Regions from separate parts of the Homo sapiens genome. Here region 1 is linked to region 2. A link is an interaction called in ENCODE POLR2A ChIA-PET data of the cell type or tissue named here. Cell type or tissue: Caco-2. All regions are shown on one strand. Links, peaks and the distances in the headings refer to the core of each region. The heading gives the core; the rest is flanking DNA. Region 1 overlaps ANKRD31 (ankyrin repeat domain 31). Region 2 overlaps GCNT4 (glucosaminyl (N-acetyl) transferase 4).

What was found. Peaks named below come from ENCODE experiments on the same cell type or tissue, not always from the same donor. Only the 100,000 strongest peaks of a DNase experiment are listed, where the experiment ranks them.
Region 1: POLR2A ChIA-PET joins it to region 2 with 8 read pairs; 2 of 35 experiments call an interaction of 5 or more read pairs at or near these places.

Annotation. Positions count from the first base shown.
Region 1 is chr5:75,181,867-75,198,361 of GRCh38, forward strand. It overlaps ANKRD31 (ankyrin repeat domain 31), which reads right to left. Exons shown (of 26, transcript NM_001372053.1): 7 at 13,765-14,334; 8 at 11,445-11,725; 9 at 10,801-10,910; 10 at 6,627-6,782. Among named protein-coding and RNA genes, the nearest start is that of ANKRD31, 47 kb to the right of the region's middle. In Caco-2, for the core only: no CTCF peak of the experiment used is centred there; no DNase peak of the experiment used is centred there.
Region 2 is chr5:75,032,109-75,048,603 of GRCh38, forward strand. It overlaps GCNT4 (glucosaminyl (N-acetyl) transferase 4), which reads right to left. Exons shown (of 4, transcript NM_001366737.1): 3 at 15,789-15,929. Among named protein-coding and RNA genes, the nearest start is that of GCNT4, 12 kb to the right of the region's middle. RefSeq lists an enhancer at 4,468-5,667. In Caco-2, for the core only: no CTCF peak of the experiment used is centred there; a DNase peak (open chromatin) is centred at 5,183.

The DNA.
Region 1 (16,495 bases), core at 5,493-13,492, 150 kb after region 2:
TAAAACTTAAAAGTATAATAGTAATGATAAAAAAAAAGAAGCCACATGTTGAACATGGTAGACTCAAAAAAAATAAAAAATAAAAAAAATAAAACACACTGTTGTCTATAATTTCTCTGAAATGCACCAAAATAAAGATGGATTGATGGATGGACAGAGAGATTTCAAGATGGATAGATATCTGATAAAATAAATATGTAGAATCTAGATAGTAGGTATATGGATAAATAAATAGGTCATGTGAACTTTTTGAATATTTTAAAACTACCTATTTTTAAAATGTATATACAAAAACGATTTCCCCCAAATATTGTTTCTTATAGAAGGTATGAATTCATTGCTGTTTAGGTTCTGGAACCTGTGAAAATTTGCTTACCAATATGTACATTGGTTAACTTGATTATCTATCACAGGTCCCAGTTAGATGGGATGAAAAATTAAGTATCAGAAACTCAAAAGTCGTTAACTTTGGAATGCAGATGATGATTTTCCTTCTAGAAAACTTCCTTTCCTTGTCTAGATTTTGCTCAAACTACAATAAAAATTAGTTTCCTAAAGAAGATGAAAATGGGCCAGGAGAGGTGGCTTATGCCTATAATCCCAGCACTTTGGGAGGCCGAGAAAGGCAGATCACCTGAAGTCAGGAATTCAAGACCAGCCTGGCCAACATGGTAAAACCCCATCTCTACTAAAAATACAAAAATTAGCCAGGCGTGGTGGCAAGCGCCTGTAATCCCAGCTATTCGGGAGGCTGAGGCAGGAGAATCTCTTGAACCTGGGAGGGGAAGGTTTCAGTGAGCCGAGATAGCGCCATTGCACTCCAGCCTGGGTGACAAGAGTGAGAGTCCAACTTAAAAAAAAAAAAAAAGACTAAAATGTCTACTATAGAAATGAGAAAATAACCACAACCAAATATTACTTTTCTCCTTGAGCCCTGAATGCCTGAAAGATAAGGTAAATATAAAAGTAAACATATGGCTTCCAAGGAAAAGCCAGTATCCTATTTTAAAGTTACTGAAGAAAATTCCCAAAGAAAACAAGATACAAGTGTGAGTGATCCAAAGTCAATGATGGGTCAGGGGGAGGAGGTGCTTAAAAATGAATCCCCAATACCCCTGATGAACACAGGGGCAAAATCTTCAACAAAATACAAGCAAACTGAATTCAACAGTACATTAAAAAGATTATTCATTATGATCAATTGGGATTCATCCCAGGGATACAAGAGTGATTTAACATGCACAAACCAATAAACGTGATATATCACATTAACAGAAAGAAAGACAAAAACCATATGATCATTTCAAAAGATGCAGAAAAAGCATTTGATAGAATTCAACATCCCTTCATGATAAAAATTCTCAACAAATTAGGTACAGTAGGTATGTACGTCAACACAATAAATCCCATATATGGGCTTTATTTTTACCCATAGCTACCTTCATATGAAACAGGGAAAAGTTGAAAGTTTTTCCTTTAAGATCTGGAAAAAGACAAGAATGTCCACTTTCACCACTTCTAGTTAGTATTATACTGGAAATCCTAGTGAGAGAAATTAGGCAAAAGAAAAAAATAAAAGGTGTCCAAATGGGAAAGGAGGAAGTCAAATTGTCCCTGGTTGTGGATGATATGGTCTTATATATAGAAAGCCCTAAAGACTTCACTAAAAAACTGTAAGAACTAATAAAGTCAATAAGCTTTCAGGATACAAAATCAACATACAGAAAGCAGTGTTTCTATATGCTAAATAGTGAACTATACAGAAAAAGAATTCAAGAAAACAAACCTAATTATTATAGCTACCAAAAAATAAAATACCTAGGAATAAATTTAAGATGAAGGTGAAAGATCTCCACACTGAAAACTACAAAACATTGATGAAACAGATTGAAGAGGACACATATAAATATAAGTGTATCCCATGTTCATGGATTGGAATAATTAATTCTGTCACAATAATCTACAGATTCAATATGATCTATAGATTCAATGCAATCTCTATCAAAATACCAATGACATTCATCACAGGAATAAAAAAAATCCCTAAAATTCATGTAGAACCACAAAAGACCCCCAAACAGCCAAAGCAACCTTGAGCAAAAAATTTTTAAAAAACAAAGCTAGAGGCATATTACCTTACTTAGCTCTATTAATGAGAAGATCATCATATTGACATAAAAATAGACACACAGACCAATATAACAGAATACAAAGCCCAGACATAAATCCACGCATCTACAGCCAACTGCTTTTCAACAAAGGTGCCAAAAATACACACTGGGGAAAAAACAGCCTCTTCAATAAATGGTGCTGGAAAAAATGGATATCCACATGCAGAAGAATAAAACTGGATCCTTATTTTCAACACATACAAAATTCAACTCAAAGTGGACTAAAAACTTAAATGTAAATACTGAAACTGAAACTACTAGAAGAAAACATAGGAAAAATGCTTCATGACACTAGGCAATACTTTTTTAGATAAGACCTTAAAAGCACAGGCAACAAAATTAAAAAACAGACAAATGAGATTACATCAAACTAAAAACCTTCTGCACAGCACAGAAAACAATCAACAGAGTCAAGAGACAACTTATAGAATGGGAGAAAATATTTGCAAACCATGCATCTGACAAGGGGTTAATATGCAGAATATGTAAGAAACTCAAACAACTCAATAGCCAAAAAATAATAATAATAATAATTCCATTTAAAAATGAGCAAAAGACCAACAGGTATACAAAAAAAGTGCTCAACATCACTGACTACCAGGGAAAAGCAAATCAAAACCACAATAATGTATCACCTCATTCCACTCAGAATGGCTATTATTAAAAAGACAAAAGATAAGTGTTGATGAGGATGTGGAGAAAAGAGAACCTTTACGCTTTTGGTGGGAATGTAAATTAGTACAGCCATTATGAAAAACAATATGGAGATTCCTCAAAAAATTAAAAATAGAACTACCATAACCAGCAATCCTACTACTTGGTATATATCCAAAGGAAATGAAATCAGTATGTCAAAGATATATCTAAATTCCCATGCTCACTGTAGCACTATTCACAATAGCCAAGATATGGACTCAACCTAAGTGTCCATCAACAGAAGAATGGATAAAGCAAATGTGGTATATGTATACAATGGAATACTATTCAGCCATAAAAAAAGAATAAAATTCTTTCATTTGCAACAACATGGAAGAACCTGGGGGACATCATGTTAAGTGAAATAAGATATGCACAGGAAGACACATACTGCATGTTCTTACTCATATGCAGAATCTAAAAAGTTGATCCTAAGAAACAGTGAATAGAATAGTGGTTACTACAGACTGAGGAGAGTAGTGGGAGGGGAAAAATTAGGAAGAGACGGTCAATGGGTACAAAGTTGCAATTAGAAATGAAGAACAGAAAGGTGCAGCGGCTCACACCTGTAATCCCAGAACTTTGGGAGGCTGAGGCAGGTGGATCACAAGGTCAGGAGATCGAGACCATCCTGGCCAACATGGTGAAACCCTGTCTCTACTAAAAGTACAAAAATTAGTTGGGCATGGTGGCGGGCGCCTGTAATCCCAGCTACTCAGGTGGCTGAGAAAGGAGAATCGCTTGAATCTGGGATGCGGAGGTTGCAGTGAGCCAAGATCACGCCACTGCACTCTAGCCTGGCAACAAAGTGAGATTCCATCTCACACACACACACACAAAAGAAATGAAGAATAAGTGATGGTGTCCTATTGAAGAGTTGGGTGACTAGAGTCAGCAAAGAGGTATTGCATGTCTTGAAATAGAAAAGGGGATTTTTAAATGTTCCTAACATAAAGAAATGATACATGTTTAAGGTGTTAGATATGCTAATTACTCTGATTTGATCATTACACAACATATACATGTATTAAAAAAACACATTGTTCCCCATAAATATGTATAATTATGTATGTTTATAATACACTATATATTATACATATAATTATAGTTATTTGTTATATAATAATTATGTATCCATTAAAAGTAAAAAATGGTGTCCAATTCCAGGAAAAACAATGACTGCTACCTGAAGTGAGACTTAAAAAAGGATGACTCAGTAGAGAAGAATTATCAGTTTCAGGGCTGAAAGAAGTTCCCAGTGTCAATAAAGCCAGAAGGTGCTTTATTCTGCAGAGAAAGCCACTGAAGACCACAGAAATCGCTACAGATTACAGAAAGAAATCAAATGTAACAGAGAATTTTCCTTTCCCTAAGGATTATGCCTTCAGCATTGTAAAACCACCCCTCCAAAATAAAGATGGAACACATTCTACAACAGATCTTTTATTACCTCCCAAATCTGCAGGTTGGGAGATCCCCAAAAAAACTTATTTAAAAAAAGAAATTGGAGGAAATCTCCTTAAAAAATGAATATAGTTATAAATTTCCTTCAAAGAGAATATAACACATTTTTAAAAAAGATTTATGATTACACTAAAATTTGTTATATGCTGTAATGTAGCCACCGTTAACACTCACAGAAGTATAAAGCGCACTCCTTTCTACATTACATAGTCCTAAACAGTTTTGTCTCTCATATTTTATGTTATCTATTTCTTGCTTTGTTATTGACTTAAACTTCAGGCTATCATTAATACCCTGGTCTGGGCCAACCTTTCTTTTTCAGTTCCAATGTGTTACAGGTATAGGAATCAGAAAGAGTTCTGCATAAAATAAAGCTCAAGGCATTGTTCTCAGAGGTTTTTGGCAAAAATTTAAAATGTGATCTATTTTGAGTATTCAGAGTTTTTTTTAGCCTACTTCATGGCTGTCACCTTTGCTTTTGGAAAAAGAATTATTGCTCTTTCTGAGCTCCCTGCAATTTGTTTTTTAATCAAAGACAAAAATATCATAAAACGTAAATGAGGACTTATAAAATTCAAAATGTTACATATAAAAGACCATTGGTCCACTATTACATTTTGTTCATTTCTCACAGGGCAGTGGGCCTTTTTTTAAATTGTACCACAAAATAAGTATACTTAAATCTTCCTACTAGAGATTATTAATCTTTTTGTTTTCACAGCATCTGGTACATAGAAGGCATACTGTAAACGCTCACTACATTGAACTAACACGATAGAGGTCATATAGCTGAGAGAGTGAGTGTGTGTGTGTATGAGACACAGAGTGTGTGTGTGTGTGTGTGTGTGTGTGTGTGTTTTGGGAGGCAAAATGATGGTTGCATTTTAAACAAACATTGCCGGTGATTCTGTTTTGTGTGTGTGTGTGTGTGTGTGTGTGTGTGTGTGTGTGTTTTGGGAGGTGAAATGATGGTTGCATTTTAAACAAACATTGCAGGTGATTCTATTGAAAATGGAAACTCTGTGGAAACACTGTCCTCTGTAATTCTGTGGGATGTGGTAGCCAGAAATAAAGATAGAGCTAAGATGCAAAGTAAGAAGGAAAAGTAGAGAACAAGTGAGTTCAAAATGCAGGAAAATATGATAGGGATAAAGAATTCATGAAGGTCACAGAAGTACCTGAGACAATGAGGAAAAGGTATATATTAACTGGCTGAAGACAAGAAGGGAACAGCCACTGAGAATGTTAACACTGGCACATTAAAAAAAAAAGGCTAATACAAAGAAACATGTTAAGAGAGGCTTGAGAAATCCATAAAGTCAAAATTGGCTGCATATAGGGCTACTCTTGAACTCAATGGGCAGACAAAGAATACCAACAGAAAGAACCGCATATCTCTTGAAATCAAGAGAGTAAGTGCTGTGGCTGGCAAATAAGAATACAAGGTTGAGGGTTATAACAGGGCTATAACCTGGGTATGACATTTAAAATAATATCCTGTTAAAATCCTGATTATAGTATAAACCCAGGCTTTGCTAAGGTAAAGTACTGGGGGTGCACTTGAAATCACTTGCTTGTCCCTGGATTTTACTGTGCCATCTCTGTGCACCATAAGACTCTTTGCAATGTTTCTAAACTGAGCAAGTTTAGAAACAACATGAAAAGTATGGACACCCAAAAGCACCATCCAGGCTGTCCAAGTATTGTTCAGTGTATTAAGTACTTAAGTACCTTTAAGGAATCACTCTTCTCTAGCACAACATGTCACATTCTACCCACAGGGAACATTGTACCAGTGACCCAGCCTTGCAGAAATACTGCACTTTCTGAGCTCCCTGTCCCAACCTCTGTACTTCATACTGTATTTTTTCCATTTCCCTGGCCACTGCTCCTGCTGTACATCTACCATTTCATCATAAATTTTCCCCTACAGCTCAGTGCACCATCAGCTTCTTCCAGTGTTTGACATCATTTCTCCTTCATTCAAGGCTGAGTCTCATAGTAACAATGACCATGCAAAGCCAGCCCCAGGTACCTTCTGGATGCCACTGCACATAACCCACCTGGCATAATCTTTGAAGGAGAAACATAATGCTCTTCTCCTGCCACCCAGTCTTCTCACCCTGCCCTCTTCCCTGAAAGATAATGGTGATGAGCTACTTCAACAGGAAAATGATCTGAAAGCCTTCTGTTTGGAACTTACCTTAGGCTCACTTTGCTATACTTTCCTAAGAGTGATTCAGCTGAAACTACAAACCACTCTTAAGGTAACTGTGGGTGGTAATCCTAACTTACCAGCATAACTTGGCTGATTAACATTTCCACCTTTTTTTATACAATGATGAACAAGATCAGCATCATCGTGTAGAGCAGCCTTATATACTAAGTTCTCTCCAAAAATGTTTCTCCGGTTAATGCTATGAAGAGATATTTTGTTCACCTTCATTTTTTCTGAAATGAGGGAATGAACAAAAGAAAAAAATCATTATTTGAATATCAGAAGGAATACGGATTACAAACCACATATTTCAAACTACAAACTTCACGAACATAGGTAACAGGATTAACTCAGTCAATAGTGTAGAAGTGAAGTATATTATGAGAATATTCATCCATTAACCCAACTATAATATTATCTACATACAAAAAGGAAAAAGAGACAAATGCCACTAGTCTTAAAATATTTGAAGTAAACTATAAATCATGATAAACAGTGTGTGTTGATTGAAAACCCATGAAAGGTGCATATATGAAAAGACTAACAGATAATCTTCTTAAAAGTTCTGGTGAAAAGGATTATTTAAACCTAGAATAATATATTATCAAATTTAATAAAATGTTATATTACCAAATGTCTTATAAAACCATGAGGAGAAAATCTCAGAGGCATATAAGATACAAAAACTAATCCCAGTGAGACTGGAAAAGGGAATGCAAAATTCTCCTTCTTGGCTAAAAATAAATTAATGAAATTAAGCAGAGAACCACAGCCTTGATCCTTGCAATTGTTTTTATTTACTAAGCCAGAAATGCACGATTAAAATACTTTTCCAGATAATGTATATCAAGTATCAATTCTCCACTGTGCCTCCTAAAATACTGAAGCTCCTCATTTACATGTTTCAAATCCTGTCAGTTTGGAGGGCAATACTCATCTGGATTTTCTGAATTTCAGAGTAGCTTGATGATAGCTTTTCCAGTTTGTATCTAGCTATCCTGCCCCATCCTAAAACCTTACAAAGGTAACTGAGTACTGCAGCAGCTTTCTTAATGGACGACATATCAACTGCCTTGCCGTTTGACTCCCTTGATTCAGTCCCACTGTATAACAAACCCAACTGCTGAACTTTGAGTCTACATTCTTGTATACCAGACTACAAAGCATTCTTTTCCCACTAGACAAATTGCATGCTTACCATAATCAGAGCAGTCTTTACTTCCAAATCTGCCTGTGCCAGTTGTACTTGTTATATTATAATTATGTAATTTTCTGATCTTAGGGGGAAAGCATTTAATCTTTCACAATTAAGTATAAAGCTGTATGATTTCTGTAGATGTCCATTGTCAGGTTGAATTCCTAGTTTGCTGAGAATTTTCACCAGGAACAAATGTGTTAGATGTTGTCAAATGCTTTCTATGCATTTATTGAGATGATCATATGGTTCCTCTTTTTTAGCTTGTTAATACAATGAATTACAGCGATTGGTCTTCAAGTGTAAAACCAATCTTGAATTCCTAGGATAAACACCACTTAGTCATGATGTATTATATAATGTTGGATTTGATATGCTCAAGTTTTGTTTAGAATTTTTTTTTTTTTTGAGACAGGGTCTTGCTCTCCATATTCTTCTCCAGGGTATTGCCCAGGATGGAGTGCAGTGGTGCAATCACGGCTCATTGCAGCCTCAACTTCCCAGGCTCAGGTAATTCTCCCACCTCAGCCTCCCGAGTAGCTGGGACTACAGGCACATACCACCATGCCCAGCTAATTTTTTGCATTTTTCATAGAGACAGGGTTTCGCCATGTTGCTTAAGCTGATCTCAAACTTCTGGGCTCAAGCGATCCACCCACTTCAGCCTCCCAAAGTACTGCGACTCTAGGCATGAGCCACTGCACGTGGCCTGTTTAGAATTTTTGCATCTATATTCATGAAGGATACTTAGTCTAATTTTCTGTTCTTATAATGTCTTTGATTTTGGTATCAGTTTAATGATGACCTCATTAAAATGAGTTGAGAAGTGTTTCCTCATCTTTAATTTTTTGGAAAAATTGTGTGGTGAACTGGTATTATTTCCCCCTTATATATTTTGTAGAATTCACCTCTGAAGGTGTTACAGACTGAATGGTGTCCTCCCAAAACTCAAACTTGAAGTCCTAGACCAATAAGACTGGATTGAGGTGCTTATATATGTGTGTGTGTGTGTGTGTATTTTTTTTTCTGTGAACTGCTTGTTCATGTTCCTTATCTATTCATGTTCTTTTTACTTTTTTCCCCCAGTTTAAAAATTTTTAATTAATTATTGTTATTATTATTATCTGACATGTAAAAAGGGATACTTATTTAATGTATACAATTCAATATACTTGGGGACAAGTATATACCCATGAAACCATCACCACCATTAAGGCCATGACATACACCCCTGTTCTTTATCCTTACTGTTTCATTAGAGTTTTTTGCATACTAATGCAATTAAACCCTTGTCAAATGATGCTAATATTTCTTAGCTATTTGATATTTGATTCTTCTTTAGTGTATATTTCCATACAATTTTTTTAAATGTATGTAGTTAATTTTATCATTCTTTAAAAGAATTTTTATCATTCTTTTAAAGGTATGTAGTTAATTTTATGATTTTAAACTCAGAAACCAAGAGGATTTAAAAAGACTTTCTCCACACCAAGGTTACAGAAAGATTCACTTACGCTTTCTTCTACAACTTTTATTTTTCATTTAAATCTTTGATCAATCTGAAATTAAAGTTAGTGTAAGGAATGTTATGGAAATCCAATTTTGTTTGTGTTTTCCACTACTTATTGCTTAGTCTTTCTTTTCACCACAATTTGAGATGCCATCTGTATTACATATCTTTCCCGTATCTCACTGTAGCTGGCTTCTACATCTAAACTCTCTATTCTGTTTCACTGATTTATCTGTCTATTCCTGCTCCAGTGTCAAATAACTTTAATTTCTGTAGCTTTCTAATATGCTCTCATACTATGGAGAAAAGGTCCTGCCACTCTAACTTTTTGCTTTTATTTTTCAGAATTTTCTTGGCTAGTCTCTCATATTTACTTTTCTAGGTGATATTTAGTATTACTTTGAAATTTTCTCATAGCTACTCTCTATCACTGTAAAACAGTACAAAATAAAACAAAAAATTAGCAAATAAATAAAAATCTGTTTTTGATGAGATCTCATGCATTTCTAGAATAATTTAGGGATAACCTTCTTACAATGCTGAATCTTTCTAGTCAAGAACAAGGTTCTTCTTTCCATTTATTCAAGTATTTTTTACATCTCACAGTAGAATTTTTAAACTTTCTTCTTATAAGTATGATACGTTTCTTATTAGTTATAAAAGTATTTTCTTTTTGGAACAATTATAAATGAGATAGTCTTTTACACTTTCTAACAAGTTAATACATACATATATGTGAAAGGCATTAATTGTTGACTCCAGCTTATCGCATTTTTAAAACTTTTTCTTTTGAAATAATCTCAGACTTACAGAAAAGTTGTAAAAATAGAACAAAAGACTCACCCCTTGTTAATATTTTGCCATTGACTTTAAACCATTCTTTCTTCTAAATACGTATGCATCCAGACACATGTATACATAAAAAGTAACTTTTATACATCATGCCCTTTTACTTACTAATACTTTAATGTATATTTCTAAGGACAAAGATGTACGCTTATATCGCTGCAGTATTATTATCAAATTCAGAAAACTTACCTCTGATACAATATTATTTTTTCATCTACAACCCATATTTCAGTTTTGCCAATTGTTCTACTATCTATTATTTTTTAAACAATGTTTCTAGATTCTCTTATTGCTTCTGAGAGTTTTTTAGTTCAATCTTTTGGATGTTATAGGAACACAGAAATAAGATCTAAGAATAATAACAATTGTGCCTTGTCCTTTCCTTTATTCCTCCTGATATGCTTTTTCATAGCCATATGCTAGGTTAGTCACACATGTAAATTTAAAAAGAGGTCTGTAACTACTCTTTCCAAAGCAGAACTACAGAAAAAAGTACTAATCTATGAGTCAGAAGTTCAGGATCAATTCTCAATTATGCTAATAATGAGCTGTATGGTTCTGGGAAAAACCCTTAACCTATCTGAAATTCAGTTTCCTCATCAGCAAAATTAGAAAGTTGAGAAAGATAATCTCTGAATCCTTTCTACCAATTCTGTTTTTGTAAAAGAAATAGAAAAATACTCAAAATATGCATCACCTTTTTTTCCTGAAAATTGTTCATTTTTCCTGATCTGTTTTCCATTCTTGAACCTTGCTGAATGCATATTCTTCTCTTTACCATCAATCATTAAAGCCGGATCCTGCATTCTTGAAAAACAACGTATTTTTTAAATGGCTATAACGGTTTTTGCAAACATTCACAGAGAATTATACCAATTTTTGAATACAATATTAAAACTCCAGGGTATTTTACTGAGCTGTTCTCAAGTGGCGTGGCAGTTTTAAATACGGAGATGGCTCCTGCAGGTAATTCTGCAGCAGGCATGCCAGTCATCACAGCTTCTAGCCCTCTCTTTGCGCGACCTGTGGGTTTCTCTTCTTTAGGATTAGTCATCTACAAGTGTGAGTATTCTTAATCTCCTGCTCTTTACTCCCCAAGTTGGCATGCCACTATCCACTCTATTCACCCTCTAGAGAAAAAGATGCAGGCTCTTTGCGAGGAAAAAGCCTTGCTCTGTGGTATGGCACTGATCAAAAACTGCAAAATAAAAAAGCAATAATATAAAAAATAAAGCTCTTTCCCCTGTGTTAACTGTATACTGACCCTGATGTCCCCAAGCATATAATTATCTATAATGTCTATAGCATACCTGGAGATAAAGACATAATTTCATTGCATACCTGAAATTCTGAGCTGAAGAGTTATTATTTGTTAGGTCCTCACAGCCAAGGATTTTTGGTAAAATCTTTTCTGGCATCTTATACATGTGATCTGAGTACTTTGCATCTCTGCTTACTTTCAGTTTTTCTAGTCTGGATGATCTCCTCAACACACACGCAGTTTCCTGATCAGAGCTATTTGTCACTGAATTTGAATTTCTCTTATTACTTAGTGGCTCACAAGAAGTGATATTTTGATGAGCCAAAGTTTGCAATCCAGATGGATTTGGGTCTTGCAGAGTCTGCAAATACGTAAATACATCCACAAAAAATTACAACACTGCAAAAAAATTAAAACTATAAGAAGTTAAATTTTGTCTTGACCTTTGCTTAAATTAAAATGCCTATTATAGGATCCAAGTACAAGAATTCATAGACATATGTGGACATAATGAAAGATTTAATAATAATTAATGTAATAAAGGACAATGCAGATTTAAAAGCTTAAGAGCATAAGTAAAAATGATTTTGATCAATATTTATCTTGAAAATTCAAAGGCAAATCTATGGTCACTCTAGGAGTTTTAATTTTGCAAGAAATTTGGAATGTAGAATGATGAGAGATCTACAAAAACATTAGAAATGTCACACTAGGCTAGATCAATGGACTATTCAGCCTAGGGTTTTATTATCTGACAGCAGCAGCAAGTGATATTTTGTGGAACAAGATAGTACATAACCTCCATTACATTGATTTTAAAAGGTTAACAGTGTATCAGGAATTGTTCTTTCCCTTAATAATTCATTATAGATTTAACTTCCATGAACATATGTATTCTTTATACGTATCATCTAAACCTTTCTTCAGCTTACTTACATATCCGTCTTGCAAAGCTTCTCAAGGTAACAAGCTCCATATTTTTATTACAGCTGAGTAAATGAGTATATTATTTGATCTCTTCTAAGTAAGTCTCCTTTCTACTTAAGAGGGTTTATTTTTTTTCCTTTCGAAGACTTGCTAAATTCATATTCACTGTATTAATACCAATCATAATTTCCTACACTTTACTCATATTCCCTCTTTTCATATTAGAACACTGCAATTTTAATCTTCATGCCCTATCTCCATAATTAGTTTCTCTTTTTCTGGTTTTTAAAAAATCCTATGTCAGTTTTGAGATTTGTTAAACAGAACTTCATGCAGTATTGTCCCAGGTATGTATGCTGCAACACGAGCTCAGCATTTTGTTACATAAATCTTCACAAGGATGTTCACAGAAACATTTTGGTAATCGGAAGATAAAAAGAAAAGAAAGAAAACAATCCAAATGACCATCATTAGTGAATTGATTAAATAAATTACAATATATTCACACAGTGGAATACTATTCAGCAAATTAAAAGATTTAAGTAGTGCTACATTTGCTGACATTGAAAGATAAACAAAACACATTATTAAATTTAAAAAATAAGTTGGAAGGCATTATATATAATATAATCCCATTAGTATAAAATGAACTAATATAGAATATGATGGAAATAATTGGAGAGAGATACACCAAACTGTTAACAGTGATTACCTCTAAAGAGTGAAACTGTGGAGGATATTTGTTACCATATTATTATGTAATTCTGTAAGGTTTAAAATGTGTTTTATAATGAGGATGCATTATTATTATAATCAGGGGAAAAAATAAAGATTATTTTTAAAAACAAAGAAACTGTCAATATGACAAAGGGACTTTGTGAGTGATAGGCCACTACAGAGCCTCCAGGCATAATACTACAAGAATTCTAAACCCCAAGAGCTATGCCACCTGATAGTATTCTCAGACATAGAAGTCAAAATTCTGCTTAAGCTAGGCATATTTTTTCCCTCCCCTGGCATCCCAACTGCATATATTCTATGTCAAAATGTAAATTAATGTGGGGTATCCCATCAGTACTCTGCACCCAGGTAGACATAGTGATTTTCTGAGCTAACAGAGAAAATTTTAGTAAAGAATTCTTTCCTTCCTACATATAAGCAATCTAAAGATATGTCTTCTCAGCCCTGTTGAGAAGAAATCTTTCTATTTTCATTTCCTAACTCCTCGAAAACTCTATCCTAGGAACTTCTAAAAAGATCACTCTATGCTTCCAAGTCACAAAGTATCTTCTCGGTGTTGATATTTGGGTAGATTTGATTTTAACACAATGAAAACTTGTTGAAGTTTAAAAGGCAAAATCATAGACTCATATTTTCAGCTACTTGCTCCACTGAAAGATGCTTGTCCTATAGCTCAGCTAACTTGGAACCATGTTCAAATGGTGGAGTAGAACAAAGAAATTCAAAATTCACCTCTGCTATTTGTGTACAATCTTCATTGGTCTGAGACGTATTGAACTCCACTTCTAAACATTCATTTCTGGCAATGAGACTGCTACCTCCCTCTTTTCTGTGACAGATGGTTTCCACCTTGGCTTCTGACAATGTGTTCAGGGCTTCCAATAACTCAGCTGGCAATGCATCATCTTTTGCATCTTCTAGTAAATCTCTATGACATGCCGACCAGGAATTCAAAGGTATTGATATGGAACTAAGAGAGTCACTCAATGGGTTCATCAATTCTTTACGATCAAAATCACTTACTAATTCAAACAATCTTTCCTCCTGGGTGCTTTCTGGTGATGTAAGTAAACTTTCTAAGGCAGACACAAAGGTTTCAAGAGAGCTTTCTTCATCCTTAGTTTCTTCAGAAGTCATGGTCATTGTGACTTCCTTTCTAGGCTCAAAAAATGTATTTGGTGCTGCTAAAATCTTCTCTGGCTCTACTAATGATGTCTCCTTTACAGCAACTGTATCAGATACTGTAATAGCAGTGCCTGAGAGAAGGCTAACTTCAGGAGAATCTCTGCCTTCACTTAGTTCCTGTGTATTACAAATAGAAATTACATCATTACAGCATATACAATAAAGTATTTAAAATGAAAACTTTATAGTTTTATAGTTTATCTTGTTTGTAAGCTACCCTCAAAATTTATCATCAACTTTCCTTCCCTTCCATAAATAAAGGGAATACTCTTTATTGCTTTCCTATACCAAATCGCTAATTACTGAAAACATGGTTAAACATTTAATAATAGACCAAGAGCATAACTGGCTGGACCATAATTACGGATGGCAAATTATTCACCTAAGTTTAAATTATCTGTGCTAACAGAAGAAGCAGAGATGGCATGGATAGTTAAATTAACAGATGATCCCAAAGCTTCATAGCCATTAATGGTTATAAAATTCTTTCTTGCCAAAATGTCCTATTTGATTTATAAAATTATTAACTAGGAATAAAATTTCACCTTCTTTTTGTTCCCCCACCTTTGTAGGAATAAGTAAATGTGGAGTAAAGAGGCCAAAGGACAAGAGGTCAGAGGGAAAAGGTGGAGAAATGAGGGTACAGTTATGTATAAATATTACAAGCCCTAGCTGTGAATGAATGGCTCTGAGTTGTGGTTATTTTAAGCAAAAAAACCCACTAAACTTAACATTTCTAAATGACTATTATTTCTCTAAGACATCACCTTAATAGGTTATACCTGTTCTCACAATGTTTCTTTTTTTCTTTTCTTTCCTTTTTTTTCTTTTTTTTGAGATGAGGTCTCACTCTGTCACCCAGGCTGGAGTGCAGTGGTGCCATCTCAGCTCACTGCAACCTCTGCCTCCAGGATTCAAGTGATTCTCCTGCCTCAGCCTCTTGAGTAGCTGGGATTACAGGAGCCTGCCACCATGCCCTGTTAATTTTTTGTACTTTTAGGAGAGATGGGGTTTCACCATGTTGGTCCAGCTGGTCTCAATCTCCTGACCTCAGGTGATCTGCCTGCTTCGGCCTCCCAAAGTACAGGGATTACACGCATGAGCCACCATGCCCAGCCTCACAATGTTTCTAATACTCAAAATACTGTTAGAATCCCTCTTTTGAAATTGCTTTCAGAATGAGTTTATAAGCCATTCAAGAAAATAATGTGCTTTAAAGGCACTGAAAAATTTTCAAACACTAAATACTTTTTATCGGCCTTAAATACCAGAATGGGTTTCAATGACTTTGGTTTTTTCCAAAAATCAAATCCACCATACCTTTGACAGGATGTGCTGTAATTTGTAAGCCTTCTAATATTCTAATCTGGTATGAGTGAGAGAAGCAAAACCACTTTATTCTTCCTCCTGTCCTTTTCTACCTGCCACCTTTATGTACTTTGTATATATTAATAGCATACAGCACTTAAGAAAACATATTTATTTGTTAGCAATGCTAACTATAATTTTCTCAGAAAGATAAAAGGAATATGCAAGAAATTCAAGAACCAGATCCTACTCACTCTCTAAGTCTCAGTTCAAGGCCTCTCCACTATTTGAAGTCCTCGCACCAGGTATAATAAAGTATATACATTGGGCTCTGTCTTAAAGCAATTTATTTCTAACTTAAGATTCAAGACATAAATACCTAGGACATTAAACAGAATACAAATAATGTCATAGAACACTTATGAAATCAAATGAATGGCATAAACTAGTGTATATCAAGCAGTTGCATTTATAACCACAGAACCAGCCCAAATTGGCCGTACTTTGTTGGTAACAGAATGTCAAGTCATCTTGCAGGTATAACACAGCGAAAACTGCAAGTCATGTAACGCAGCCAGAACCTTGAACCAAGAAGACAGAAAAATGACTTCCCCTCCTCCTGAACCAAGAAGACTGAGAAATGACTGGAACCTGACCACTGGTACTCTTTCTGAAGAAACAGGTCTGCTAGTCAGAAAGATTTGGTGTTAAAATCTGCCTAAATATACCTTACCGTAAATGGTCAAATTCGAGGTCTTCTAATCAGACTCTGCCAAGCCAACATTCCTAAGTCCTTTCCCTTACCTTCTGCCCCCTTAAACCTGTTCCAGACCCTAAATAGAGGACACAAATTTGAGCTGCCTCTCCTGTCTCCTTGCTGGCCTGTCTCACAATAAAGCCTTTTTTTCCCTCAAAAGCCAATGCCACAGCACTGGCTTCTATGCACATCAGGCAGCAGGCCCATTTGCTT
Region 2 (16,495 bases), core at 761-8,760:
AACCACACCTTCACCACCATCAACTGTACTGCAGAATCCCACCTCTCCAGCCACATCTCGTCTCTCCTCTGTGGACTGCCCCAGGCTCCTATCCTCTGCTCACTTCTCTTCTCCTGCATACTTGCCCCCATCTCCAGATTCCACCTTCCACACTGATGCCTTTCCATATTCCAACACCTTTCCCTCCAGCCTTCACCTCTTGCCCAAGCCTCAGAGGTGGACCTGCAGTTGCTGGATGGACATTGCTTCCTGATATCCCACAGGCACTCAGCCTCCACGAGTCCAAAACTGAACTCGACATCATCACCTCGCCTGCGTCTTCTGTCTCAACTTATGGCAAGACCATCCACTCATGGCCCATGTTTGAAACTAGAGTTACCCAACTTGTCCATTTCACTCATACCCATGTCAACCTATCACCTCATAAATGTGCCTCAAATCCATCCTTTCTTCTCCATCCCCGCTGCCAAGTCCAGACAGCATCTTTGCTGCATCAGCACCCAGGTTAAGAGACTCCTGGTCAGGCTCATAGCCCAGGGTCTGTTGACTGGTCTCAGCTTTTTGCTCCTCCAAAGCACACTGAACAGGGTCCCATCACTCAGGCTCAAGGCCAGGGTTCTTGCCAGTTGTTCTAAAGCTGTGGAAAACTGTCCCCACTCCCTTGCCTGACACACAAGGCAACTCACTGCAACTCCAGAAGCCTGGGCACATGTGTAGAATTGGGTGTTGTGGTACAGTAGAAGACTAATCAATCCCAAATAGGGGTGTGTGTGTGTGTGTGTGTGTGTGTGTGTGTGTGTGTGTGTGTGTGTGTGATTAATTCATGGTTATTAGGTATAAATAGTATGTAGCTTACAGAAATGGCTAGAATTGGAAGGGGTCTAACTCAAAGTAAATTTTGGCTATTTCTTTTCTCACTGTATTAGTCCATGGAGTCTCTAATTAATGTTAGCACTTCCCCCTGACACCACAGTGGTAAAAAGAAAAGACCTCACATTCTAAAGAGATTTACCAAGTCTCCCAGAGTTGTCATGTCATTTAACTATCATCTTCACACTTAAATAAAAAAGACAAAGGCCAGCTCCCTGCCTTGTCACTCATTTCCAGGGCCTCTTCTGCATCCAGGCATCCTTGCCCTTCCTGAGAAGGCCTGGGGCACACACATACTGACTCTAGCCTGGGATGGGAGAGTCTGAGCTGGGCAGGAGGTCATGGTTGCCTGCCCAGACATAGAAGCTCACAGGACATCCAGGGAAGGAAGAGGTGGGAGGCACCCAGTGAGAAGTCCTTTGGAAACTGGCTCAGGGGCCCACATCTGAGAGCCAGGAATGAGAGTGAATTTCAAAGAAAGAAGGGTAGGAAAATGGGACAGCCCAGGCACCTCGCTTTCTGATATACCTTCGCCCAAGGCATCTTTAAGGGGGAGAGTTTGTTTGTCTTGGGGTCAGCCTTTGATATCCTTTGAAAGGAGCAGCCCTCTCCAATATTACCCTGTCCCAAATCAAAATAAAACCCCTTCACCTGCTTACCACGGCCAGAAATCCCTTTATTTATTTATTTATTTATTTTTTTTTTTTTACTTTAAGTTCTGGGATACATGTGCAGAACAAGCAGGTTTCTTACATAGGTATACACGTGCCATGGTGGTTTGCTGCACCTATCAACCCGTCATCTAGGTTTTAAGCCCCGAATGCATTAGGTATTTGTCCTAATGCTCTCCCTCCCCTTGCTCCTCACCCCCCGATAGGCCCCAGTGTGTGATGTTCCCCTCCCTGTGTCCATGTGTTCTCACTGTTCAACTCCCACTTATGAGTGAGAACATGAGGTATTTGGCTTTCTGTTCCTGTGTTAGTTTGCTGAGAATGATGGCTTCCCACTTCATCCATGTTCCTGCAAAGGACATGAACTCATTCTTTTTTATGGCCGCACAGAAATACCTTTAACTGAAAAGCATTCCTTTCCCCAAAGAGGTGCGTAGGTGCAAAGCCACTTGGTATGGAGTTTCTGTCAAATCCTAAAAGGGGATGTTGGCCTCTTCCCAGCTGCGGTGGGCACTAATAGTGAGGGGAATGCTGGCAGGAGGTTGGAGAGGACCACCGGTCCCCAACCTTGGTTCAGCTGGCTTTGGCTTCCTCTGAAAAGAACATCTGCATAACACCCTTGGGACCCTCCCATTGGGCTCTGCAGGGGGTACACCCCCAGAGCAGCACAGCCCCAGGGGACACAAGTTGCAGGGGGTGGAGGTGGGCTGGTAGAGGCCCCGGGCCTGGAGGAATGGGAACCAGCTCCTTAGGTCTGACCAGAGTCAGCTGGGCTAAGGCTGGCTGTCATGTTGGCCACATGGTTCCTAAGAGACCAGGCTAGCAATGTCACCTTCTGCAAGCACTGCACCCAGCACTTTCCCTCTTAAAGGCTTATGGGCAGGAAGCAGGCAAGTGTTTTGCTGCCAGGAAGTGGTCTTACAATTACATTACAAATAATGCCCCACCCACGGGAGAAGCGGTATTTCCCCTTCTACCTGCCCGGGTAGACAAGGAGGTCTGACCTGTTGTGGAGTTTATTGCCACATAGGCACAAGTTCCTAGTGATGACAGAACTGAAAAAGCTGTTGCAAGGTTTGGTGGCTATAACTCAGGTGAAATATGGTCTATAATAATTCAGTAAAAACCTACTCCTCACTAAAGTCCCAATAGGGATGTTGAATGAGGCATTTCCCTCAAACCATGTTCTTCTCCCAACCCATCCAGGCATTGTTGGAGCCTTCAAGGAAGCAGCAAGAACACAGAGGTGCACCCCAGCTAAGCGGACACGACCGCATTCAGGGACACCCCAGCTAAGCGGACACGACCGCATTCAGGGACACCCCAGCTAAGCGGACACGACCGCATTCAGGGACACCCCAGCTAAGCGGACACGACCGCATTCAGGGACACCCCAGCTAAGCGGACACGACCGCATTCAGGGACACCCCAGCTAAGCGGACACGACCGCATTCAGGGACACCCCAGCTAAGCGGACACGACTGCATTCAGGGACACCTCAGCTAAGTGGACACGACCGCATTCAGGGACACCCCAGCTAGGTAGGCACGACTGCATTCAGGGCTAAATGGCTACAACCATTAGCAGCTCTTCAACTAACTCTTCTTACCTTGGCAATTTAAAAACCCAGGACTTTCAAAGAAGTACAGATGCTTCCTTTCCCAGGGAAGAAAGGGGAATGGTAAGTCAAGAATGAGAGGAAGACTGAGGAAAAAAGGACAGAGTAAGGCTGAGTTTAGGGACCAAGAATGCCTGAGCTTTTTTCAGGAACAGGTTGTGGGGCACTGGGGAGAGAGGAAGAAAGGAGCTGCGCTTCAGGATGCCACAGACCTTGGGCCTGAGTCCCTGGACGAACTCTTAGTAGCTCTAAGACTTTGATCAAACTATTTAAGCTCTCTGAAGGCCAGTTTTCTTGTTAAAAATGGGGCTGGACTACTCTAGGAAAATGTGGCCAGATTGCTTTTTAAAGCAGCTCTATGATCCTGTTCCTCCTCACCGGGTGTGACCTCCCAACCGGGGTCTCCAGCTACCCCAACGCTGGCGCTTTCTGACTGACAGAGGTTTCAAACCTCCCTGGGATGCAGCTCCCAGAGGGATGGGCAGGCCGCCATCTTTGCTGTTTTGCAACTTGACTGTTGATACCTGCAGGTACTGGAAAATCTGAGATGATTAGGGACTTCATGGCTTCTTTAAAGATCCTGCCCAGACCTGTGGCTTATTGTCCTGTTTTTCAATCTACCTCCTATTTCTCCACAAAGTCTTAACAAATTCAGTATTTTAGAATTAGTGCACGAAGGCCTCCATGTAATGCTCTTTATTAATTTTATGTATATTCATCCCTCAGTATATGCAGAGGATTCATTCCAGGGCCCCCGTCCATAACAAAATCTATGCACACTCAAGTCCCACAGTCAGTCCTGAGGAACCAGGTATGGGAAAAGTTGGCCCTCCATACATGTAGGATTTGCATTCTGCAAATACTACATTTTCAACTTGTATTTACTTGAAAAAAAAAAAACCTGTGTATAATTGGACCCCCTGAAGTTCAAACCTGTGTTGTTCAAGGGCCATACTGTAGTTATTAATAATGTAGAATCACTCAATCAAGAGTTGTCACTAGGTGCACTATTCTAAGTACTCTAGATGTAATTCAATCCCCTCAAGAGATCGATGAGGTAGGTACTACTGTTATCCCTCTATTATAAGAAAGGAAACTGAGGCACTGTAAGACAACTAAATAAATGCCCAAGGTTACAGTTCTAGAAAGTGCTTTAAATGGAACCTGAACTCAGAGAGTCTTGCTCCAGACTTGCACTTTTAACCCTTTATGCAATAGTGTCTCTCAGAATATAAAGAAAAAATTCTCCATATTTCCCGCAACAGTTTTAGCACTTGACTAAATTTTCTCATTACTATGTCTTCTCTAAATGTCCTAGAACAGGAACAGGAATGGATCCCAAACATGGTCGAGGAGATCTTCCACCCTGTTTAAGAGATGATTTCCATGGAGAATGAGCCTGGAGGAATGCTGGGTGAGGAATCACATTCTGTCTCTGCAGTCAGAGGCTGAGACTGATCAATGAGCTAATGAAGAGGTTAGTCAGTCTTCCAGCCCGTAGAATCAATTCAAGGAAAAGAGAGCAAGCTCATCCTGAGGGACTCTGCCATTGGTTACTCCTGTCCCGTATCCTGTCACCAATGACTATCGATTCATTTGTTCTTATAGTTATCTGTGACACCATTTAAGCACAGAGAATTGCTAATTGTTTTAGAAAACTTTCTGGGTTAAATTTCTCTTCATGTGGAGAATATTCCCTCTTCAGGCCACCTTAAAGTTCTTAAACTTTGTATTATTACATATCAGTTTGAGAAATAGGATATGAAGAGCTTATTGATTTAGAAATGTCAGGGCTTTTGCTTCTGTCTAAAGCCTTACTAAGAAGAATCACCAGTTAAGAAGATCAATATAAAGACGAACTCACTAAAAAGCATCCTGATCTAGTTGAATAAGCTAACATCCTGCTACTGCAGCTCCTTGATTTCAATGAAGTCACTGATTCTCCCTTGGTGACTCGCTCACTGCCAAGCCCAGGGGATGTTCTGGAGTGAGACCATTAGGTGGGAGGATGACTCAGTCAGATGCAGTTCCTCCACACTCCCACAGCACTCCAGGAGTCATGCAGAGGAGTGGAAAGACAGGTTTCTTGCCTAGATGACCTTACATTCTTATTGTTCTGGAGAAAAGATTGCAAAAGCAAATAATAATCAGATTGTGAGCAGGTAAACATACCAACTATGCAAAACACAAGGAGACGTATGACTCGGTCAGAAATCCAATACAAATTGAGGACAAGCATTTCTCAAATAATAATAAGATATGGTCTCTAAAAGGAAAAGATTTTCTATTCTCTTTTTATAAAGTAAACACTTTCAGGCCGGGCACAGTGGCTCACATCTGTAATCCCAACACTTTGGGAGGCTGAGGCAGACTGGCCTGAGTGCAGATCACCTGAGATCAGGAGTTTGAGACCAGCCTGGTCAACATGGTGAAACTCCGTCTCTACTGAAAATACAGAAAATTAGCCGGGCATGGTGGCACACACCTGTAATCCCAGCTACTTGGGAGGCCGAGGCAGGAGAATTGCTTGAACTTGGGAGATGGAGGTTGCAGTGAGCTGAGATCATGCCAGTGCACTCCAGCCTGGGCAAGGCAAGATTCAGTCTCAAAAAAACAAAAACAAAACAAAAAACAAAAAAAACAAAAAACAGAAAAACAAAAAAACCCAAACCACTTTCATTAAAAAAAAAAAAAAAAAATCAGAAAAGTCCAAAAACGAAAATAAAGCTCACCAGGGGCCCATCACCTGGCAATAACATCTTGTAGACAGTATATCCTTCCAGACTGGTTTTAAGAAACACATTTTTTTTTTGGCTTTGCTTTATAACAGTCTCACTATATAGGCATTGTCTTACCTGTTTCTTTCATTTCACAGTATATTATGAACAAGTCCTAACCTAAACTGGGTCTGTAAATTATTACAGTGTAAACAAATCCTAACAGAGGTAAACATACTTTTCTACAGGAAAAAAACCATTCAAATAATAGAATTCATGTATCTAGGTCTTCTCCACCAATCCTTAATTAATAAACCCACAGTTCCTGAAGAAGCCCAGAAGTGCAATATTAAAACGGAAAATAACTTTACAGGTGGTTGAGCCCATATTTCTTCTCTAAATGTGTCTAGCCATCATTTAACCCCATCTCATTCCTGGGGTACTGGGAACACCTTCCCCCTTTACATATGTGTCTTGGTTCATTCCTGCTGCTATAATGAAATATCTTAGACTGAATAATTTAGAAACGATAGGCTTTTATGTCTTGCAGTTCTAGAAGCTGGGAAGTCCAAGATCAAGGCACAGATTTGGTGTCGGTGAGGGCTGCCCTCTGCTTCCAAGATGGTGCCTTGCTGCTGTGTTCTCACATGGCAAAGGGCAGACGGGCAAAGGGGGGGAGAGGTGAATGAGCTCCCCCAAAACATCTTTTATAAGGGCACTAGTCCTATGCCTTAGGGCTCTACCCTCATGATTTAATCACTGTCTAAAGGCCCCACTTCTTAATACTCTCACACTGGTGATTAAATTTCAACACATGAATTTTGGGGAACACATTCAGACCATAGCAGTATGTGTCTATCCAACTGCTCCCTATCAAGGGATTGGACAGAGGAGGGATGCCCAACTGCCCCTATTCAGGTCCCTTACGGTGGCATTTGGTCCAGACTGGCTCTACTCCCCACTCCATGGAGCCTGCTCTGGCTAAAGTCAACAAAAGCCTTCATGTTGCCAGAGTCAGCGACACATACCTGTCCCTTCCTAATGATCGATGCTAAGAGATAGCACTATTTCCATGATCTTATTCACTGTTTTTTTTTGTTTTGTTTTGTTTTGTTTTTCAGACAGGGTCTCACTCTGTCACCCACGCTGGAGTGCAATGGCACAATCTCGGCTCACTGCAACCTCTGTCTCCCAGGTTCAAGCGATTCTCCTCTCCTGCCTCAGCCTCCCTAGTAGCTGGGATTATAGGCACCCACCACCACGCCTGGCTAATTTTTTTGGTATTTTTAGTCGAGACGGGGGTTTCACTATGTTGGCCAGGTTGGTCTCGAACTCTTGACCTCAGGTGATCCACTTGCCTCGGCCTCCCAAAGTGTTGGGATTACAGGCGTGAGCCACTGCACCCGGCCTCTTATTGTTCTTACCTTATACTCCATTCAATTATTCTATACTCCATTCAGTAAATCTATGAGATAGGTACGATTATCATTATCCTCATCTTTCAGATTAAGAAATCAAGTCAGAAGATAAATAACTTACCTTAGTTCATATAGCTAGTATATTGGAGGAGCAAGGATTTTCAACCATGGTCCAATTTTCAACTATGGTCCAATTTCAGAGCCTATACTACTAACCACAATTCGAGACTGCCTTTCCAATCTCCTGGCAGTAGTAGAGCCTGTTCTACAACCAAAATGTATTTCAAATCCACCCACCTCTTTCCACTCCATGGGAACCTCTCTAACCCAAGCTAGCATCAACTCTTGCCTAGATACAAAATAACCTTACCTGGCTTCCCTTGCTTTCCTCTAATCCATTCTCTGTACTGTAGCCAAAATGATTTTTTAAACATACAAATCAGATCACTTCCCCTCCCTAATCCCACTCCCTACATCTAAAACCCTTCATTGGGATTTCATGTCATGTAGAATACAATAAGAAATCCTTTTCATGTCCATAAAGGCCCAGGCAGTTCCCATGGCTGCCTTACTCTACGAGTTCATCTTATTCTACTCTGTCTTTCTCATAAAACTCTAAGCAACACCAGCCTTCTAAAAGTTCCTAGAACATCCTAGTCTCTTCCTTGCCTCAGGATCTTTGCAACTCCTGTTTCCATGTCTAGACTACTTTTCCTGGATCCTAGCATGACCAGCTGCTCCAGGAAAAGAAATAGCTTTTCCTCAGGTCCTCTCTGATAACTTTTTTTTTTTTTTTTTGAGAGTCTCGCACTGTCGCTTAGGCTGGAGTGCAGTGGCGCCAACTCAGCTCACTGCAACCTCCGCCTCCCAGATTAACCCTTCTTAAATCTCTCTCCTATCACACTCCTTGTTTTCTTCTGAGCACTTGCTACAAGGAGTAGTTACTTTACTTGTTTAGTACCTGTCCTGAGACAGAAACATAAGGTCTTTGAAGGCCTCACTCACTACTTTACCCCCAGTATTAAAGACATCCATACCTGGTACGGGGTAGTTGCTCAATGGGACAGAGTCAGAAGACCTAAGTTCTAGTCTGGGCTCTGCCACAAAAAATTCTTCAAGTGACTCTAGCATATCACTTAATCTTGGCAAATCTTTCTTTCCCATGTGTTAAATGGGATAATGTTTTTTCTATCCCACAGTGCAACTGTGAAAGTCTTATGATGTAATGTATGTGAAAGTCATGGGGAAAAAGACAACTTTGGTATGCAAATGTCAGGTATGAGGACCTCCACAAGAGGAATGGTTTCTTGGGAAAACTGAGAAAGAGTCAATGTGTTATAAGTTGGTTTTATTTTTCTAAAACAGTACATTCATTATTCCCTTCATTCTGACATTCTAATCATTATTGGTTTTTCACTACTTGACAGCATTCTTTTTTGTTAATATCTGGAGTATAAATTGTCCCTAAAGTTTCAGAATTATGTAGACAAACACCTGTCTTGGATTTTGAGAGACAGGAAGAAATGTAGTTAATCTTTAGAGTTTTTTCCCCAGTATGCTCGATATTTTTCAAAAGATTAATAACCAAAAAAGTTATTTAAAAGACAGCCAAGAGCACGTGCAATCAGTTTCATGCAGTTATGATTGGCTAAACGCGGTCTGTAAGTATGTGTTGCAAAAGCTATAAGCTTTTCCTGTAAGTTCATTATCTTTTATGGGCAATTCTCCAGGTATTGCAAAAATGCAATGACTTGTTCTTGCATCCCTGTTTGGTGAAGCCATCCCTAAGGACCACGGAACCCACAAAGCAGTACTGAAGATTCTGCAGCAATGTGAATACACAAACACACCCTCACCCAGGGCCTTTGCCAGTCCTCTGTCATTCAGATCACACATCAGTGAGACTGGCTCAGCTCAGTGAATTGAGATGCCCTCAACTAAAGGAGCTCTGTTTGATGTTCCTGTGGAATGTATGACAATTGACAGCTTTCTCTCTAGGCCTGCAATTATGAACGTCATCATCTTCCCTGAATAAAGGACTACTTTACCTGCAAGATTTGGAGAATAGAGACCTAAAGGAAAACACTGAGCATGAAAATAATTCTATCAACCACCTCTATAGATTATAATTCTTCTAGCTAGAAACTTTACTGGAGCCTCTCACATTTGGGCAGAAATAAAGGACCTGTAAGATTACATGGGAAATGAGTAACCCACATCAGGATGTACATACCCACGCATAGACCTCTCAAGGTCATTGGAAATCTGGGCTGTAGCAATGTAACAACAACAACAACAACAAAAAGAAGCGCAGAATTCAGCCCATGGTCACACCAATTGGGAAACAGTAGACTTGATTCTGGGCTTTATTTCATCTGGTCCACAGGGCAAATATCAAAAGCTGACTGTGTGTGTATCTAGCTGGGCAAAGATACATGGCTAAAGTCTTTAGCAGGAAGTGTAAAGGGCCACATACAATGAAACTGAATGAAAAGTTTTTGTTTTGTAATAGATTGTGACCCTCAAAAGGGAGTAAAACATTAACAGTTTTTCTCTAAAGAAAATTCTAAAAAATATCAGAAGATGGTGAATTTCAAAAATACTTATGCCTTCAAATTTCAGTTTGATGAAAAAGCTCACATGAAACGTTTGCTTCTTTTTAGATATAAAGGATTATGAAAAAGGGGTGAATGAATGCATTACATCTTTGCCTCTCAAGCTTTATCAAAGAGGTTTCATTCCTTCTTGGGATCCCCGTCTTCTCTGCCCTTCTCACTTAGCTTGACACAACATAAAGCCAAACTACATTTTATGTTTCATGTTCTAAGTTAAAAATATGGGTTGAGAATATTTTGGCTTCTTTTTCTATAAAGTAGAAAAACTGAATTGAAAAACATGTCTATTTTTGAAAATGTGTATCTATTGCACTAGAAAGAAAATAACTTTCTCCACCTAATATCTACATGGTATGCTTTTTTTTCCCCCTCAGAAATTTTTGGAAGCATTTATTTTGGTATTATATGGCTAACTCCATATTTTTCAACTGGCCAAAATTAATTCCTCAAAGATTCCATGGCTAGCTGAAGAGGTATGGGTAACTGATTTCTAAATGTGCATTTAAAGTAGAATCTCCATGTCCATCGCAGAGGCAGCACAGGGATAAACAGACATGAATCAAGGGTATTGATGTCAGAAATGGCTTGAGGCCAGACCACACTCTTCATGAATGGATTAGACACCCTGAGTTTAAAATCATCACCCTGAAAACCCTGAGTTTTAAGTCATGAGAAGAGCTTGCTTGTTTGTTTTCTGGGTTCTTCCAATGTGGTGGGGAGCTCAGCTGGAGACTTCAACATGCTTCTGCACTTCCACTGAAAAACAGGATTGGCAGCTCTTGGCATGACTTCACCATTTAGCTAAGATCTGTGTGTTTCTTGGCTTAAAATGTACATATTGCTCTCAGATCTTGTGTGCATATTAGACACAATAAAATTAAGACTCAGGAATTCAAAAATTAAGTTAAAAGGATGGAAGAAATAAAAATCTGCAGTGCTTGGGAAAATTCCGCCACAATAGGAATTTCAAAAGCAGAGATTTCAACCTACCAAAAGTCAAATCTAGAAATGATTCCAGAAAGCTCTCCAACAGCCATCTCCTACAAGGATCCCTTCTAGCCGTAGTTTTAATTAAGTTAACAGGTCTTTCTCAATACGTAGGTTTTATTTCAGGTTAATAAAAAGTAAAAAGATTGTTTAGTTTACTAAGTGTCTAAGCCAACTTATATGTCAACTGTATACAAAGCAAAAGCAAAAACCAGACTCTTCAGATTTTCCAACAGATTATGATGTTAAAACAGTATGGTCTGGTGCCAGCATAAAAAGAGATCTGTGGGATAAAATCCAGAAACAGATCCATAGGTAAGGGTTTTACATATGGCTCTGGTAGAGAGCCAGTTGCCTTCCAACATCCATCCTCTCTTCTTTACTAAGAGAACCCTATATTGTTGGTGGTAGAAACATGTCTCTTGAAAAGACTTTCCTCTAACTTCTATTGTAGAGGAATAAAATATAATGTGGGATTTTGGGAAAGTTTTCCTATAGGAGCCTGATTCAGGTAGGAGGTACGCCATTTTGTTCTTTCTTTTCTTCTTCTTCCACTTTTCTGCCTGGAACTCCAATATGATGGCTAGAATTGTTGCACCCACCTTGAGACCATGAGGAACAGACCAAGAGAATATCAGAGACCTCAGCCCCCGTATCCTCAAGCCACTGAACCACCACTAGCAAACACCCACTTTGAATTCCTGTTACATGAGAAAAGTAAGCCCTTATATGTTTAAGCAACGTGCACTTTGAAAGATGACCGTAGGAAAAGGAAATGCTTAACCAACATATACATACGCATGTCCAGGAGCCAAATTAAATTTAAACCAGATTAAAGTGGCTACTTATACAACAGTACATTCCTATATATAGCCAAGTGCAAAATAATGTGTCTTAAATGATGCTGAACTTCTCATCCATCTATATTTAGAGGCAGATGGAGGCTTTAGGTAAATATCTGAAGGAAAGCAGATGCCAAGATTTACCAAATTAACTCTGATGTTGGCAAGAACTGTGCAGTCTGCTCGCCACGCCTCAGTTAAGCACTCTTCAGCTGATGGCAAACTTCCTCTGTGTATGGTTTCTAGTCACAGGCAGGGTACAGGTCACATAATCCCTGAAGGTCACCTCGCAGGTGGGCTGTCTTCTTGAGAGCTTGTTATGTAACAGGGGACTTTGGAACCAGCTTTTCAACAAATAGCTATCAGTACCATGTAGATATCAACCCAACAAGTACCATGTTGAATAGTTCTGAGCCACCGCCTGAATGTGCCCCTTTTCCCTCCCCTTGCTGCCTGACCCCATTCCTCTTCTTTCTGCCCCACACTGGACCCCCTCCATGTTACCTTCCTGCTTTACTTCTGTGTACATCATACAGGTTTAGAATTTAAAGCCAATGGTTCTGAACTGAAGTCCTGAGTCTGCTGCTAATAATGTCATTAATCTAGTAGCCTTCTGCCTCCTCATCTGTGAAAGAGGAACAAGGGCACTGACTCAAACGGTTACTGCGATGACTAAATGAGCTAATGCACTGGGCACATTTTGGCAGGAAAACCAGCCTGGCACAGGGCTGGATGATGGTAAGGGATCAAAAGCATTTGAAGCAGCCCAGTGTCATTGACCAGTGGCCATTCTGTAAACAAGGACTGGGCTTCAGCTTCAGCGTGCTGCATGCACTCCCGCACCCAGACACCATCTCCAAAGGCAACAGCCACGGATTTCTGCGGGGTAGACTGGTACAGAAACCACATCAAAGGCCTCCACGCTTCTCATGGTGAAGGAAGAATCAGACAAGGGCCCACTTGTACTATTTTTACAATTTTTCTTCAGGTTTGACATTTTTTCAAAATAAAAAATTGATTTTTTAAAAAAAGAATCATAGGGATAATGGGGAGAGGGCAGAATGAAAGAGCTCTAAGTCTCTGCCCCATATTAGGATTCAGGCAACACAGTTTTAGTAGCACAGTTTTGAATATTTTTTAGGTCTAGTGTCATTGCTGTCTTCTTGCTATAACCTATACTTTCCAAGTATTACCTGGTTCACTTCTTTGTTATAAAAATAACTTTTCTTGTTTCTTATTTATGAATTAGTTGATGAACATATTCTTTTTTTCTATTATGGTGGTGAAATATACATAACATTTACCACTTTAATCAATTTTAAGTGTACAGTTCAGTGGCATTAATTACATTCATATTGTAGTGCAACCATCACCACAATCCATCCACAGAACACGGTCATTTTCCAACTGAAACTCTATACAAATTAAACACTAACCCCACAATATCCTGCTTCTGGGCCCTGCCAACCACCATTCTACTTTCTGTTTCTACAAATTTGTTTACTCTAGGCCTCTATATCATAGGAATCATACAATATTTGTCCAATATTTGACTGGCCTATTTTACTTAACATGTCTTCGAGGTTCATCCATGTTGTAGTGTGTGTCAAAATTTCTTCCCTTTTTAAGACTAAATAATATTCCATTGTATGTATACATTACATTTTGGTCATCCATTCATCTGTCAGTAGATATTTGCTTTGCTTCCACCCTTTCAGCTATTGCGAATAATTCTGCTATGAACAAGGGTGTACAAACACCTGTTTGAATTCCTGCCTTCACTCGTTCAAGAATATCCCCTATATAAACCTTATATTCTTAGATATCCAGTTTCTATCCTGGTTGCCCATCCATCCCACAAACATTTACTGTGTGCCTACCATGTGCTAGGGAGGCACTGTGTTAGATTCTGGAGAGATACAACTAGAAACTCTACTGCCTGGAGGAATGCAGAGAGAAATAAACAGTGAGGTCCTAAGTGACTGATAACACAATTCAAGAAATCCCAGTTATTTTGTCACATTTGAATTTCTTTTCTATAGAAATTTTCCAGAAAAGACAGGTCACTAGCTAGCATTTGGAAATGTTTTTTTTTTACATTCAGGGATTTTCTTGCCATGATGTTGAATGGATGTTCAATTCAATGAATGATGTTCAATTCAATGTTCAACATCAGTTGAAATGATGTTCTTCCTTTCTGAGGATCTCTTCTCCAGTTCTGCATCCCATCTTTCAGCTCTACAATCATTCCATTAATGTTTTTTTCACATTGTAACTCTGCAACCTAATTAGTGTCTACCTTGTGTATCATTCCATTTCTTTCTCCTGACACATCTGCCATTATGTCTCTCTGAATTTGCCAACCTCAGAAGAGGGCAGGAGGGTTGCTGGAAAGGCTAAAGGAAGAAGGAACCTGGTAGAAGGTGATGGCTGGGCAGAGTGAGCTCCTCCTTGTTCCACTGAGGTAGAATGTGGGGGTGTAGAGAAAGGACACAGCACAAATATTGCAAATATGCTGCAGTGACACAGAGAGCAGGAGAAGGAAGAAAAAAAGGAGCCTTGGCAACCACAGGAACTCCGCTAGGTGTTGTTCCTTCTGGTCCTGGGCCGAACTGTCCCCCCTCTGCTTCAATCTGAAGGAGCTGCTCTCTCGTGGACTGTCCAGATCTTGTAGATGACCATGAGAAATGTCAGGGCTTGCAGACTCTTTGGAAACAGGTCTAACCTACCCAAGAGCAGACAGGCTGACTGGACAAGCCCGGGCACAGCCAAGAAGCAATTCTCCAAAGGGTCATCCTTGCCAGTTTTCTCCTTAACTAGATTAGAAACCAGAAAACCCAGAAAACCAACAAGAGAAGACGGGGTTGCACAGGGGAGGGAAATGAAAAGCAATAAAAGAGCTAGAAGCACAGAGGATTCCTGGGGAAGGAGTTAAAAATAGGCCACTCCAAAATACGCCACTCTGATATTGACTTTTGAGTTAACGGCACTTGCAAAATAGCAGGTACAAGACCATTCTGCCCTTCGTGCCGTTTCTTAGATGCAGGAGATGAAATCCTTAAGTGAAATGAGAAAGTTGACGGACAGTCTACTTAACAGTCTTATCAAGGACAGAAAGCTGTGGCTGAGAAAAATTTGTACAAACTTTGTTACACAACCCTTATCTTCCTAGCTGCTTCTCCCAGTTAACTACCCTAGCCCAGGCCTCTTTTTGCCTTGCTACATTTTTATAATTTCCTACTTTCTCCAATCCACTATATAAGTGTTCAATTCTCACTGCATCTCTGGGGCTTCATTTCCTTATGAGGGCTCCCCTGTCACATAAAACTTATATTAAATAAATTTGTGTGCTTGTCTCCTGTTGATATTTCTTAAGTCAATTTAATTCTCAGGCCCAACTGAAAAACTGTAGGAGTGCAGAGGTAAATTTTTGCCTTCCCTACAACAGAGATTTACTTGAGACTACAAAGAACTTTATTATCACCAGGTGTTTTTTCCATTTTATTTATTTATTATTGATTTGCTTACTATGGCAAGGGAGCACATGGCATCAAAAGAGGTTTGGAAGCATTTTGGAGCATCTTGGAGGAGGAGAGTGGCTGGATTTTATTGAGATGTTGAGGTTTGGTTTAAGGCTGGAATTTCACTGTGGGTGGGGTTTTGGGGGAGGCTTGACTTGGATTAGTTAAGGATAATGATACAACAGTTTAGGACTCCAGGTACTTTTTCATGCTCTAGAAACCACAGCTAAAAGCATTCCTACCACAAAGTTGTTCTGCCTTTTGCCTTTAAAAACAATTTTCTGCAATTATATTACCTAATTGTACTCCTCTAAGAATCATGTATGAGCAACATTTTAGGGTTTTTTTTTTAAATTAAATAACCTGAATCTCTTGGTTAAATCTAGACTTTAGCACAAAACTCTTAGGTTTTAGAGCTTGGGGGAGGTAGGTAAAGCAGAGAGAAATTACAAGGCACAATTTTTTGCTTCCTATTATTCTGAAGCTTCTGAATTCATCTTAATCTGACTATAAATAAACTGAAACTTACCTTTGTGTCACCTCCAAAGAAAACCCCAGGCTGATGGTATAAACAGCGTAGGGAAAGGAACATCACCGTCAGTTACTGAGGAGGTGCTACAGATGGCTGTACTGGGACAGTGACCGAGGATGTAGTTCTAGAACATGGGCCCTATAAAGAGAAACCATGTGCAGGAGGACTTTAGAATAACAGTAATTTAAATGCAAACAATGATTGCACTGATGACAACTATTCCTCTGATGTTAACCCAGAAGGACTGCAAAAGATGCCAAGTTTTTGAGCCTCATTAACTGTGAGGAAGGCCTCTAACAAAGATGCTCACGTTATTATTAACCCCTCAACCAGGATATCAGCACCCAAATTGGCAAAGGACACAAAGCTGAGACTCAGCTTATATGGAAAATAACAGAAATAGGAACCAAGCAGATTACCTGGATCTAGTAAGATAAATTTTAACAGAGAGAAGTACAAAACTAACACGTGCAAAAAATTAACTGTATTCGTTAATTGAGAACCCTGGTTCATGGAGAATTGTGGTTCGTGGAGAAACGTGGTTTGACAAGAGCATCTCTAGAGGACAGTTCAGTGTTTTGGCTGACCATACATTTGGCACGAGTCACAGTTTAGTTCGAGACTGTCAAAAGAAAGCAAAATGCAGCAAAACAAAAACAAAACCAAAACCATCGTGCTCCTGGACAGCATGCGAACCACAAAGC